Regions from separate parts of the Homo sapiens genome. Here all the other regions are linked to region 1. A link is a contact called in ENCODE Hi-C or POLR2A ChIA-PET data. All regions are on one chromosome and are shown on one strand. Each heading gives the region's core, a stretch centred on a gene start or an enhancer-like site at or near the end of the contact. The rest is flanking DNA. Distances are from core to core; before and after follow the strand shown. Region 1 holds the start of LINC01228 (long intergenic non-protein coding RNA 1228). Region 2 has its middle 59 kb from the start of LINC01228. Region 3 holds the start of MAFTRR (MAF transcriptional regulator RNA).

What was found. A loop is a pair of places that touch in the nucleus more often than their neighbours do. ChIA-PET counts read pairs that join two places held with the same protein, here RNA polymerase II (POLR2A). Pooled maps may share reads with other maps.
Region 2: a loop to region 1 is called in a map of endothelial cell of hepatic sinusoid, with 4 times the contacts of the local background. The contact joins the enhancer-like site here to the promoter of LINC01228 in region 1. A Hi-C loop is called at or near these places in 1 of 168 maps with a recorded cell type or tissue (endothelial cell of hepatic sinusoid). POLR2A ChIA-PET finds 5 or more read pairs at or near these places in 1 of 52 experiments (K562).
Region 3: a loop to region 1 is called in a pooled map, with 7 times the contacts of the local background. The contact joins the promoter of MAFTRR here to the promoter of LINC01228 in region 1. A Hi-C loop is called at or near these places in 2 of 168 maps with a recorded cell type or tissue (CD8-positive, alpha-beta T cell and heart right ventricle) and 1 of 50 pooled maps.

What each region holds. Positions count from the first base shown.
Region 1 is chr16:79,824,472-79,829,143 of GRCh38, forward strand. LINC01228 (long intergenic non-protein coding RNA 1228) reads right to left here and starts at 2,679. Exons shown (of 2, transcript NR_170199.1): 1 at 2,517-2,679.
Region 2 is chr16:79,883,359-79,888,030 of GRCh38, forward strand. No RefSeq gene overlaps it. Among named protein-coding and RNA genes, the nearest start is that of LINC01228, 59 kb to the left of the region's middle. Within about 2 kb of position 2,118, at least 2 of the 41 ENCODE cell types and tissues checked have a DNase peak (open chromatin) inside an H3K27ac peak, as active enhancers do.
Region 3 is chr16:79,768,383-79,773,054 of GRCh38, forward strand. MAFTRR (MAF transcriptional regulator RNA) reads right to left here and starts at 2,150. Exons shown (of 6, transcript NR_104663.1): 1 at 2,065-2,150; 2 at 771-840. LINC01229 (long intergenic non-protein coding RNA 1229) reads left to right here and starts at 2,089. Exons shown (of 4, transcript NR_104660.1): 1 at 2,089-2,145. RefSeq lists an enhancer at 2,190-2,239 and silencers at 2,237-2,435, 2,360-2,409.

The sequences.
Region 1 (4,672 bases), core at 1,429-3,928:
CTTAGGGAGAAGGTGGTTACAGGTCAAGAAAAACTCACTTAAAGGAGCTACACTGAAGCTCAGCCCAAACGGATGAGTAGGAGTCAGGCGGGCAAAAGTGGAAGAAGGATATGGCTAAGAGATGGTAGTCAGGGAGACCTCGCAGATGAAGAGGAGCAGAGATAACGGTGTATGAGAAATGAGGCTGGAGAAGTAAGCAGAGCTGACCTGTGACAGCGAAGTAGGCCACACGGAGGACTTCAGAACTTACCAGAAAGAGAAAGTCGTTACCACAAAGAAAAGATTTGATCACATAGTCAATTCACTATCACTGTTGATTTCCTGGCCACATTCAGCTGGCAGACATTACAACTAAACTACAGAAAATGTAGCTGACGTCAGATGCCCACTTTTCCAGTCCTAAGTGATTAATTCATGCATCCACATACCCATCTACCCATCCATTCATCGATCTACCCATACATGCATGCACCCATCCATTCATTCACCTACTATCCATCCATCTACCATCCATGCATTCATCTAGTCATCTATCTATCCATCCATTCATCCATCCACCCACCCATCTATCCTTCCACTCATCCATCCACTCACTCATTTATCCATCCATCCACCCATCCATCCATCCATGCATGCATTCATCCATCTACTCATCTATTGACCCATCCATTCATCCATACATCTACCCATCTATCTATCCATTCATTCATCCTCTCATCCATCCATCAATGCATCCATTCATCCATCCATTTACCCATCTGTGCATCCATTCATCCATCTGCTCATCCATCCGTCTATCCTCCCATTCATCCAACCATCCATCAATCCATCCATTCATCCATCCATCTACCCATCTGTCCATCCATTCATCCATCTGCTCATCCATTCATCTATCCACCCACCCATTCATCCATCAATCCATTCATCCATCCATCTATCCACTCATCTATCCAGTTATCCATCTATCCATTCATCCCCTCCCTTGTCATTAATTTACCCACTAACCCACCCACCCATCCATCCAAACTTCAATCCATGCGCTTATGTATTTATACCTTCACCAAGTATTTATTCAATTCTCTAGGAACAGAATTGTGCTGGATGCTAAGGTAACATGGTGAACAGGACACCACCCCCTCGTTCAAATGTTTTATAGTACAATAACAGAGACAATTAAACGGGAAAAGATAATACAGTGAACTCTTAGCTGGGATGAGGGTAAGAATTAAGTATCAAGGGAACACAAAGAAATGAGGCAAATATTGGAGAAAGCTTTCTAGAACTGAAGTCTAAGCTGAGATATGAACAGTGAAAAGGGTATGAGGCCAAAATCTGACAGGAAATGCAAAGGCCAAGGGTGACGGAGATGGAGATGTTTTGAAGGAGGTGGCTGGTTTCAGGGTGGCTGGGTAGGAGGTCGGGATGGGGTGGAATCATGAGATTGGACTGGAGAGGTAAGCAGGGGTCAGTGTATATCTATTAAAACTTTTGTTTTATTTTGTTCGGATGCTGTTGCTTTGTTATTATTTTTGTTTGCATTTCTTTATTTTATTTATTTATTTTTGCAGAGGAGGTATATGAGCAAATAGAAATATAATTTGATAAATTCTGTACTTGGGCAGAAGCTATTTGATAAATATACAAAAAAGTATTTTCAGGAGCCATGTAGATGATGGAATAAGAGAAATAAAAGTGATTGAGTGTCTACTGTATGCGAGATACTTAACCTGAATTGGCTCCTCTTAATTTCACACCTTCTCTGAGATTGAAATGTATTCCTAAGAATTCAGGTGGAAAGTCAGGGCCTGGCCAGCTGAGGCTGTTGGAAAAGGCCACACAGCTTGCAAAGTGCAGATCCTGGGTGAGGACCCAGATCTGTCTGATGGTGCCGCCTTTCCGTGACTGCATGCTACCACTCCGCTTCTCTCCAAACTGGTCATTTCCAATTGGGTGGACTCGTGATTTCCAGGACTGACTTGAGGACACCCAAAATTATACAATTATTCCAGGGGAGAAGTAAAGATGCCAAATTCCTCTCAAAGCAACTCAGTCTTAAGTAGTTTGAATTGGTAAAAAGGTCTTACATATAAAGTATCTAGAATATATGATGTTTACAGTTCATCAAGCACTATGCTAAATGCTTCTGCTTCCTTATTAGGGAGGTGACATCATGGTCCCATTTTACAGAGGGAGACAACCGAGACTTACATGAAGTAATATAGCCATGGGAGCTCACTAAGTGGTGGAGTCAGGATTTGAGCCCAGGTAGTCTAAGGAAGAGGCCCTCCTCTTAACCACATGACCTCACAACATATACCTACAATGTTGCACCCTACAAGCCTCTGTTCCAACCAAAAGGAACTCTTGGGAGAGAAGTGGAGGCTGTAAAATTGAGCAATACCCGTAGGACCTCAGAAGAGATTAGGAACCAGTGAAGTCCTCAGTGCATACCCCACGTATCCTGGAAAACAGCTGGAGACAAGAACCTCAGAACCACAGCAGAGCCAGGGGCTTACCTTCCCTTAGCTGCAGCTCCCTTGCTTGCCTTTCCTGAGGATGGAGCTTTCTTTCTGCTAAAACAATTTTCCTTTAATCTTTTCTGCAGAAGAAAACCCAGAACAAGCTTTATGGGGTTCACTTTAGTTTTGCTGTGAATTTTCTGTGAGCCTGAGGAGCTCCGGTGTTTTGCCAACTGACAGATCTGCCTGTCCTCTTTTCCTTCTCCCCTTTCTTTTTTTTCTCTTTTCTCCCCCTGCGTACAATTTATGTAGAACATCTGGTTTTAAAAGTGTCGCAATTTTAAAACATATTATAATGCTCATGGGATCAGAGTATCAACAGCTGTCTATTGCGGTAAACCGCATGTCTGGAAACTGAGTTCTTGAATAAACATAAAGCATCTATAACACATGATGCTGAGCAACATGCATTTGTAAACTGAGTATTTAGACCAGATGAGGTGCAAAGGATGGCATTCTTGGTCAGGCTGTCAAAGTGGTAAGGGCATCTTCATTTTCTTAGCCCTGAATTTATCCGAAGATCCCGGAGCCTGTGAGCTAAGTCAGGCACCTGGGGGCCCTCTTTAAAATCTTTTTGACTTCTTGCCCCCCTGTTTCTGCCAGGGTCTGCTGCTTTTGACCTTACTTTCCTACCATTTAGTTATCACTAGCCTACAGTTTGTGGAAGTTCTTTTCCACCCCTGTAATCGAGATTTCCAGGAGAGTAAATGATACTTGACTTTAGTTAGAGCCACTCCTTTCTCTCTGGCTCCTGAAGTCTTCAAGAAAGAATTCTGTATCTACACATATCCATGCGTATTTGTAAGTGGATTTCCAATATTTATTGAGTGTTTATCTGTACCGGACACTGTTCTCAACCCTTTTCCTGCATTTAATGACATTATTCTTCAAATAGCTCATGGTATAAGTACTATTATTATTCTCAGCTTACAAATGGGCAAACTGGAGTCCAGAGGACACACAGTGTTTTTAGACCACATAGTTTGTACCATGGTAGTGGACTAATATACATTATAATTTAGGCTAGGAAACATTTCCCGAAGGAATGATTAGGGTTCTACTTGGGTCATTAAGAGAAGCATGGCACTACGTTTTTGATAAACCCAATCAAAAGATACGCTTCTATAAGGACAACTTACTTACAGGCTCAATGGTGCAGGTTTTTGGAAGAGCTCACAACAAAGTTATGTACTTTTTTCATTGAGTTATTTCGATGGTGCTAAAAGCTCCACATCCATGTCATTTGGGAGTAGGGTTGGTCCATGAATAGCTGAGAAGAAACACAGTATAAGTTATCTAGATATAAATATGGATACTTAACTTCTCTCGCTGCCCTCTTTAATGGCCTATCAATAAAATGGGGCAAAAGACAGAGGGTAAAATATTATTTCTTTTTTGTCTTTAAAATGAATTTCATAGATATCTACTGCAGTTAATCTAAAAAAATGTGTGTGGGTGGGGCTATGATTCAAAATGCTTTATGTTCTGCACTTGGTTAAGCTTTATTTAGAGTATATATTTTGTATTCCATCTCTTCATAGTGCAAATGGCTCCTGAAGAAGGAAAAGAGATGTGAACAGTTATTAAATACACCTTCTTAGTCCTATTTATCATTAATTCCAAAGGTCATGGGTAGAGCCCCCCACTGCAACTGGATCAGTGTCTGTAACAGTTTCTGGGCTACCCTTCAGCATTTGATTTCCTTAACCTAAAGTTTTGTGTTATGGCCTCAATAAATACATAGATCTGATTTGTACAATGTTTTCCCCTATGGGGTACAAGGGAACTTGCGAATAAATGGCTCAGAATACTCAAACTGGACTTACACAGCTTTACTTATGGAAACATAGCATCTATTTTGAGCTTATATTTTCACCTTGATGTTAATTCTGCAGCGGAAAGGCTCTCACCTACCTCTCCAGTGTAAAGTCAAAATCTACATTTAAATGGAGACATCGCACGCAGTACAGTCCAGGAAAGCTAGTAAACATAAACCCTGCTGCGATTTAACTGGAAATAAGATCTGATAAGTTAAAAGAAAGAAAGAAAAAAAACAACAAGGGAAAGAAATGGCACATAAAGGAGTCGATGAATTTGTGTTGGAAAAGGTGGAAAATCAAACTAAACAAAAACGAAAACATTGACTTGGAAAG
Region 2 (4,672 bases), core at 868-3,367, 58 kb after region 1:
TGAAAATGCCTCAACACCACGACAAAGTTAAACCTGTTTCTATTCATTATTTCTTCATTAAAAAGATCAGTTGATTTTAATAAGTGGAGAATAGGTAGACATCAACACCACACTGCTGCTGAGATTGTCATAGGTTGATACGGCCAACACCTTGCCTAGGGAGTGCATTTTGGGGTCTGTGTCCAAGAGAGGAGGAAGATATGTCATCTCTGTTGTTCCCATTTAATCCTCAGTTTTAGACAAGTACCTAGTGTCTAGGATGTGATCAATAAACGTCTGTTGAATAAATAAGTGATTAAATAAATAAAACTAATTTTTATTGAGGACATCTTGCGTTGTGCTTGAATGCAGTGTTCCATAGTTAAACAGACAGTTTTTTAAAAAACAAACAAAAAAGTCCGAGGCTCAGTGATCTAAGCTAGTGCAGGCTATGAATGAAATAATTTTAAAGTAGGAAAGAAAACAGATGAATAAAAATAATAACAATAGTGAAATAAAAACATTTAATATGAAATCCACAAAGTAAAAAGAAACAGATGGAATTAATTTTAGCAATATTTTTTACTTACACCATTATATCCAAAATATTATTATTTCAACATGTAAACAATATTAAATAATTCTTAGTGAGCTCTTTTACCGTATTTTTTGTTTTGGATGAAGTCTTCAAAATCTGGTATGTTTGTGATACTAAAGCTATCTCCATTCCATCTAGCTGCCTTTCCATTGCCATGTGTGGCTGTTGGTCCCCTCTAGGATAGCACAGCTCTACATAAACCTTTTTATTTTAGATATCAGGACCCAGAGCCAAAGACGGTCAGGACTGGCCCATGGCCATGCCCCATGGAGATTGTTCTAAGCAGAGACCACGGCCCTGAGTTTTTATGCCTTGAGTTGAATAGTTTTCACGTATCTAGGGACTGTGTAGCATCAGGAGCACCAGTGCAGGCTCCTTGACTGTCCTGCCTGGGTTGCAATCTCGCGATTCTCTCTTACAGCGGTGCAGCCTTGGACAAGTTATTTACAACATGTTGGACTTAGTTTTCTCATAGTGAACCGAATCAAGTTATCCTGTGAAGGAAAATAAAACGAGATAACCAATATGCTGTGGGATAAATTGTGTCACCTGAAAAGATTCGGTGAAGTCCTAATCCCTAGTATCTCAGAGTTAAAGACCTTATTTGAAAATAGGGTTTGATGCAGATATAATTTGTCAAGATGAGGTCAAACTGAGACTGGGTGGACCCTTCATCCAATATGAATGATGCCCTTATTGCAAGAGGAGAAGAGAATCAGAGACAGACACACAGTGAGAACACCATGTAATGATGGAGATAGCGATTGGAGCGAAGCCACTGCAAGGTACAGGACACTCAAGATTGCCGGCTACCATCAGGAGCTAGGAGGAGACAAAGAAGGATGCTATGGACTCTCGGAGGGTGCATGGCCCTGCTGACACGTTGATTTCAGACTTGTATTCTCCAGAACTGTAGAGAATACATTTTTTTCTGGGTGGTTGTATGAAGCCTCTCAGTTTGTGGTAATTTTTTTTATAGCAGGCTTAGGAAACTGACACACCCATAAGTAAGATCACCAGATAAAGTAGAAAATTCCACCATAAATATGAATTGCAGACTAAAAAAACCCTCAAAATTGTTTAGCTTATATAAATATGCCCCATGAAGTATTTAGGACATACTACTTATACCTACTTGGTGTCCTTTATTCTTGTTTGCTAAATCTAGCTATCCTACTCCATAAACCACTTTGCATGGTATCAGCCACAGTTTTCAGAAACATTAGCTATTATTAGGATATCACTATAGCTTCACTGGAAGAGGCAATATAGAGATATATGTGTGTTGTGCATGAATAAATATATACCTTCTACAGACAGTCTACTTTTTTAGGTATTCACAAAGGAGTGTGCTAATATTCATTTTAGCACTGACTGAAATCAGAGCAAAATCAAAATTTGACAAATAAAAATGAAATGGAATTGCTGCATGATGAAGGCCCATAGAAAACCTCTCTGGTTTCACAAGGCTCAGAACATTCCAGTTTCACCACAACAGGACTGCTACACATGCGTGCCTGAATGCAGGGTGGGAGTGCAGGTCCGGGCAGGCCCGCTACCTGGAAATTCACTCTGTCCCAGCAGTCTGTTCCCTGCATAACTGCTAGTGTGTGCTGTTCCGAAAACTGCCAGTGGGCTCCTCCTGCTGAAGACACAGAGTGACTGTGACCAACTCTGAGTCAAGCAGATGTTGTCGACATCTAGGAGATGCGCCCATCATTCTTTAAGTGGCTTGAGGGGGGCCTGTTTCATTTTCAGCCCCGTCCTTCTCCATCACTTCCTGCCCCGAGCAGTGGGCTTCCTGCCATTCATCCATGAGATCCCTGTTCTTCCCAAAAGACTGTGCTGAGGCCTTCGGCTAATGTAATCTGAGCAGGCAAAGATAAACTGGGCTGAATATTTAATGATCCTGCTTGTTGGGAAGACCAGTTTCATGGCATGCTAAGTTCAGGAAGTTAATGAAAAGGAGACAAAAACCAAGACACGGATGTTTCTGGTGTGTGTGTCTCTGTGTGTGTGTGTGTGTGTGTTTGTGTGTGTGTAGGAGGAGGGTTACACATAACTATTTTATTTTATATATGCATAGTTCTTACTGGGACTTGATAAATCCTATGATTAATTGATACTTAGTTAACCCCACTGAAATTTACTGAGAATGTACTATCCACTCATGATGTAAATGCTGGCGATTCAGTGGTAAACAAGAAAGACAAGCCTCTGCCCTTTGTGGAGTTTACCTACCAATAAGAGGAAATCGATTACAAATAAGCAAACAAATAAACACCGTAAGTAATGTTTGTAATAATTACTGGGGAGGAAATAACTAGGATTCAGAGACTAATGGGAATAGAAGATGTACTTTAGGAAGGTGTCTCTAAAGTGGAGGCTTTAGCAAGAGACCCACATAACCAAGGGAAGCAAATGAAAGTCAAAAGGAGACTTTTCAGAAGGGAATAGGCTTGTATCCAGCAGTTCTCAGGAACCTCATTCTAGAAGCCTCTGGAAGAGCTGGAGTTTTATAAGAGAAGAGTATTAGCTCCAAGGCATCCATTGCATGCAATGAACAAAATTCAGTCTTCTGCATCTAGAATTCTAGAAGATTTCTAATTATTGGATGAATTTCTCTTGTCTGCATTGAGAATGGTTCTAGTTATGTCCCATCCTTAGAAGCATTGGGAAAAATCATCATTCAAATCATGTTCTGTATTCAGTGGTTCAAATAAGGGGCTCCAATTGAGAAAGTGTCTCAACTTCAGAGATTATGACAAGAATCCAGGTGATGAGGGCCTAGTCAATGGTGGAGAGAAGAAAAAAGCCAGAAATAAAAATGCATGTGACTTTAGATACTCCACCTGGTCCTCAGCTTCTTCATCTACAAAAGGATGTCATAACACCCCCCTTGGGAAGGCTTTTAGGTTTAAGAGACAACACACGCCAAATTGCTCAAATCGATGCCTAAGAGCAGTTGGCATGAAATAAATGTGCATTACTCTTCCCTTCTTCTTTTTTCTTCTTTTTGCACATGATTTACTTAACCCAAATCAGAATAAGGTACATCAGTCTAGCAGGCAACTGACTGCAGAAACCTTATATTCTTAGGTTTTCAAAGGGTTTCAATCATCTTTTGATCCAGAAAGTCATTTGAAGACATGAAACACACACACACACACACACACACATACACACACACCACACTAGATCTCTTTATAGACCACAATATTATTTCCAGCAACAATCATGCTGTTCCCTCTATTCTGAAAGTGAAATCCACAGTCTATGTCAATTTATCCATGGGAAGAGATGGGGGTGGAGTAACTGTGGCCAGAAATTTTGGATTTCAGGATCCCGTTCATACCTCTGCCTCCCACCTCTCACACACATCTCTGAGGCTCCATTTATGAACCTAGCATCACCATAGAGTGTTCCAATGGCCAAAAGTTGCTGGAACCACTTGGTAAACTTCTGTTATTTTCCAAATGCACCATAACACAGAGTTATGCACTCTTACATGCACTCAGATGGACATGAGCACTCACACTGGAAAATTCATTTGCAGCTAAATGCTTTATGCTGCCACCACACTGAATTAGAATTATCTGATTCCCTCACTTGCCCATTACTTGACTCTAAGCTTTGGAGGACTGAGCCTTGTTTATTTTGCTCTGCTTTGTACTGCTGTCTGCCAATAGCTATTTGTTGAATAAATAAATAAAACTGAAAGGTAAACAAGCAAACAAACTCAAAACCATACGTGTATGGCCAATATGAACTCACAAACAGATCCCCAACTCATATGCCTTCCAGATCACACTCAGAGGCACATTCACATGCCAGCCATGTGTGTGAGTCATGCATGTGCCCCGGCTCATGTTTGGACTGTCTCTCAAGTTGTTCCATTCATCTCTCAGCACCCCTATGTCTCTGCGTATTTTGACTAGAGTATTCCAGGCACCTGGCTGGTTTACATTGTGGCTTCCCAGATGGGAGCAGATAGAAGAGACCACATGAAAGCTTTTAGCATCCTCTGTTCTTCAAAGCTTGCCGTTCATATCCCCAGACCAGGTGGTCAGCAGGGTCGAATGTGGTTCATGGGCC
Region 3 (4,672 bases), core at 900-3,399, 57 kb before region 1:
CCGATTTTTATTTTCCATAGGTTTTAAAGAAAAGTTAGAAGATAAACTTTACGGCGAAAGATTATAGGCAGGGTTCTGGCTAGGCTTTTTAAGCTAGGGGGATTTAAGGAAAGGAGACAGTACTCTCTCTCTGAGACCAAGTGAGTCTCTGGGGATGGGTGGAGTCGAAAACCTCTCCCTTGCTGGGCGATACTGTCTTGTGTTGACGTTCAAAAATATCTCCTTTAAGTTATCAAAAGAACCATCTCTTAGGTGCTGTCTGTTAGGGTAGGAGGTGGGCATGCCTAGGTCTTCTCCTGCTGCGAAGGGAAGAAGGAAGCTAGCTGGGGCCTTTCTGCTGAGCCTTTTAGACAATAGCACAGTGAGTACAGACACGTTTCCCTTGACTGCCAGGCTCAGAGCAAGGGCGAGGGTGGCACACAGGCATCTGCTAAGCAGAAAAATGTCATGCCAGGGGCTTCTTCACCAGCCAACCCTGTTCCTAGCTGGCAGGCCACTTCCCAGGCAGTTTCCAAACAACAAAACAGAAGGGATTTCATTTCTCACTTCATTTTTTTTTTTTTGGCTTCTGTATTCCCAGTCCCTACATTCTGAATAAACAACCTTTTGTTGTAAATGGATAACTTGTAAGCCATAGGCACTCAGGGAGAGCAAAGAAGCTAGCTAAGGTGTGGGGAGGGGGAGGAAGAATCTGTGCTCCAAGACTGGGCCTGCCTACTGTGTTGTTATGTGTCTGGGCTACATGTGTCTCCATGTCTCCGCGTCCTCACCTGGAAAGAGGGATAATTCTGCATGCCATATTGACAACCACAATGGTGAAGATGAATTAGAAGGAGGCACCTTGAAAAAAAGAAAAAAGGAAACTGTATAAGAAAAAAAGCCCCACACAGTTTTAAATATGCTCAACTTGATAATTCTTCATAAAATTAGAATCACAGTGACTTCCAGTATGCAGCTGAGTTCACGTGAAGTCTGCAGTCACTTGTTAGAGAAATGCTTTTACGGAATTGCTTCACCAAGCAGAGAACTGGCTCTGCTGTCTCACAGATGTGGGAAGTGACCAGCTTTGATCAGAGTAGCCTTGATCCAGTCACTTTCCTCTCTGAGTTGTGGTTCCCACATTAGTTGAGGGGAAGCTGCCGAGGTGGATGTGTGTTGCAGGATGAAGATAAGATGTTCCCCAAACACACAGAACATGGGTCTTTTCTACTCATTCCAGGATTATTGAGGAAGATCCACCTAAGATGCAAGTGTTAAATACAGTGATGGGGCAGGATGGGCCAAGGGTGATAAACATGCTCATTCTGAGAATTGGTAGTTATGCATAGGACTGCATAAGGCTGGCATAGCCCTGGCGATGTAGGTTCTACTGAGACCTATCCCCAGATGGGGGCCATAACCACATGGGCAGTTGTACAGCCATGCAACCACACCAGTAAGTGGATAGAACCAAGAGCTCCAAAGTTACACAGACAGTTTCCAGTCCTGCTTCTGCCTCCCCTGCTCAGTGCCTCTGTTTACCCATGGGCACACCAAGCTCTAAATAGGATTAAGCATGGCAACTACTCAACACAGTATCTGGTAGAAACCCCTCAGAAACGATAGTATTATTAACAATATTATTACTAACCCTAAGTACCTGGGGCTGCATATATCTCAGCTCTCTTTTCCTCCTGGGCAATTTCCATTTTCTAAACCGAGGTCCTGCTTTTTCAGCAAGGAAACTGTGCTAAATGCTCCCGCATCAGCGTGTGTGTGTGTGTCTCTCTCTAGGGGCTGGGGGCTCAAGTGTTGAAGTTGGTTCAGCGTGTGTGTGTGTTTGTGCACGTGTATGGGTGTGTGTAAGGGCTGGGGGCTCAAGCATTGGCGGTAGCTCAGCGTGTGTGCGTGTGTGCGTGTGTTCAAGGGCTGGGGGCTCAATTGTGAGAGGTGGCCCAGGGGCCGGTTAGAGACTGGGAAGGACGACAGAGGCAAGACACGCAGCGAGTGCTCTCGCGAGAGTTCACCGAGTTGATAAAATTATTAAAACACAAAATACACATTTGCGTGAGGGGGAAAAAATACCCGCTTGTCCGTCCTGTCCCTTCAGGCTGCGCAACGCTGGAGGGCGATGGGAGCTCCACACAGGTGGGACGAGCCTAGCAGGTAAACCTTCCACCGGCCCGAGCTCCGCGACGCCGCGCCCCCAGCCCCGCCCCGCCTTAAAAAAAAAAAAAAAAAAGAAGAAGAGAAAGAGCCGCCGGGAGAAGCGCGGACGCCGCCGCTTCCCGGGCTCCAGCCGCGGCCCAGAAGAGGAGGAGCCCAGACGCCCTTCGCGCGCCATTGGTCCATCCGCCTAGCAACAGCCGCGGCCGGACCAATGGGAGCCGCGAAGCGGCCGGCCCCGCTCCAGAAACTTGGCTGCGGAGAAGTTCGCTGTCCCAGCCAGGAAAACAAACCAAGAGACCCTTCACACCCCAGCCCTAAGTTTTCTTTCTTACCCTGCCTACCCTCCCCCTTTCCCTTTGCAACTTGTCACCATTCCCAGCTCATGCATGCTTTAGTCGCCAAATTCTGACGCGGACGGAGGGCCTTTTCAGAAGGTCATCTCTTCCCACCCAAAGGAGAAGTCTCATTAGAGGCAAAAGAACGGACAGGTTGAAAACGATTTGTCAGGTTTCCGAATCTCTCTTGGTCTTCAATTACAATAGCCTCACTTTTAATATATAGTGTGTTTTTGTTTGAACTGATCTGCAAGATCTGTGCCCAAAATGAAGGGCAATTTGGAACATTTATTATGTACCGGGCTTTGACCTCGAATTTTGTTTGCTTTCTATGCCTTATTGCATTTAATCCTCTAATTAATTGTAATTCGGAGAGTGGGTTGCCCTGTCTCCATTTAATAGATGGGAAATTGAAGTTCAAAATGGTGAGTGGAAGTGTCAGAGAAATTCTGTTAGTACATGGTTACACAGGATTCAAACCCAAGCCAGTCTGATTCCCAAGACACTCTGGTTTCATGATGCCAGGAACCTCTGCAAGCACTTTTCAGAAATGGCCATAAAGAAATTCTCTGACCTACCTTGTGGGTTGTAGGTCCTGCCCCATACTGGAGAGGAAGACGTGCTACATAGAGAAGCTAAGAAAAATTTGAACAGACAGGCCGTGCTGGGTTTTCTGCCTCAGTCTCTTGCTATTAGATCAGACTCTTCTTTGTCTAACCCTATTTCTACCTGGCTATCCATGCTTCATCAAACTTAAGCCCGGGTAAAAACAGATACCCGGGGTATCTATTTTTATCTGGGACTTGCGGTCTTCATTTTGAGGGCTCCCATGTCACATAAAACTATGATTGAATAGCTTTGTTATGGCTTTTCTCCTGTTAATTTCTTGTCAATTCATTCAGCAGACTTAGATTAGAGCCTTCAGAGGGAAAGTTTGAACTTTCCTAAAGAAATGGTGTATATTGCAAAAATCGAATCCAGACTCTCTCTATGTGTTATCCTCAAACCCCAGCTTGCTTTGTGGGTGTGTGACCAGCCCAAATGCACAGATTCTGTACTTAGAAGGTCTTACACTTGGTTTACTGCTCTGCTGTTGCTGTTTTGAAGTTATTAATACGATTTGAAGAAGAGGTCCCGTGTTTTCATTTTGCACTGGGTCTGCAAATTATGTAGCCGCCCCTATGAATACAGCTTATTTAAATGTCCCAGAGGAATCTCACGTTTTGAGAATGTCGAACCTCAAGGGAAGGAGGAAGGTTGTAAGCTTGCCACCCCAACCCACATCACACACACACTTAGACTTCTGCACACACCCTACAGATAGTTTTATGACACTATAACTGTAATTTGAATCTCCAGTCTATTAAATGGGAGTGTATATATTTATGGCTGTGTTTATGTGTGTGTGTGCATGCACACGTGCCTGTGAGAACTCAGAGAGGGAATAGAGGTTTGGGGCATTTACAACACACAGATACAGTCCTGATTATTGACTCTATCCTTTCACTTTGGAGACATTACAGGGGATTTGGACAGGCCCTGCTTTTATGAAATACACTCTTAGGAGGTTTTCGAGTGCCTGTAAACACTGGACTGTGAGTGAGGTTGGTGTGATGCCGGCTATCCCTGGAGGGAACAAACCTTGAATACACTTCCACTGGGCCTGGCAGAAAAGCCACATGTTCTTCCATCTGTGTTACCCTGAAATCTGAATCTTCTTTTCTAGTAAAGATTGGCCTAGTTTTTATTCTCTGGATTATGTTGATCTAATTCTCTTAGTTAAGAGATGAAATGATCAGTAAATCACCAATGGCGTGAAAGTCTGAAATAAATGAGAAGAAAGCCTGAGTGTTTCCCTGACACTTAGTTTACCAACAAAGATAATCACACTCTGTGGCAGTTGTAAGGGACTCTGACATGGCTTTGAAACCATCTCCAAATTTTGGAGCACTTTATTTGGTGTTGAGGGAAACTGAGGCCCTGAGAAATAGGCTAAGTTACTACAGGTTACACAGCTAGGTGGTAGTGATATGTAGGTTAGAATCCACTTTGCCCGACTTCTGACCCAGGGCTCTTTCTTGCTTTTCTGTACGAACAGAAAAATACCATAAAACATTATGTAATCAGTTCCTGTGAAGAGAGGTTATTGACTTAATAAATAACCATATGGGGTCACGAGGGAAGGTTAC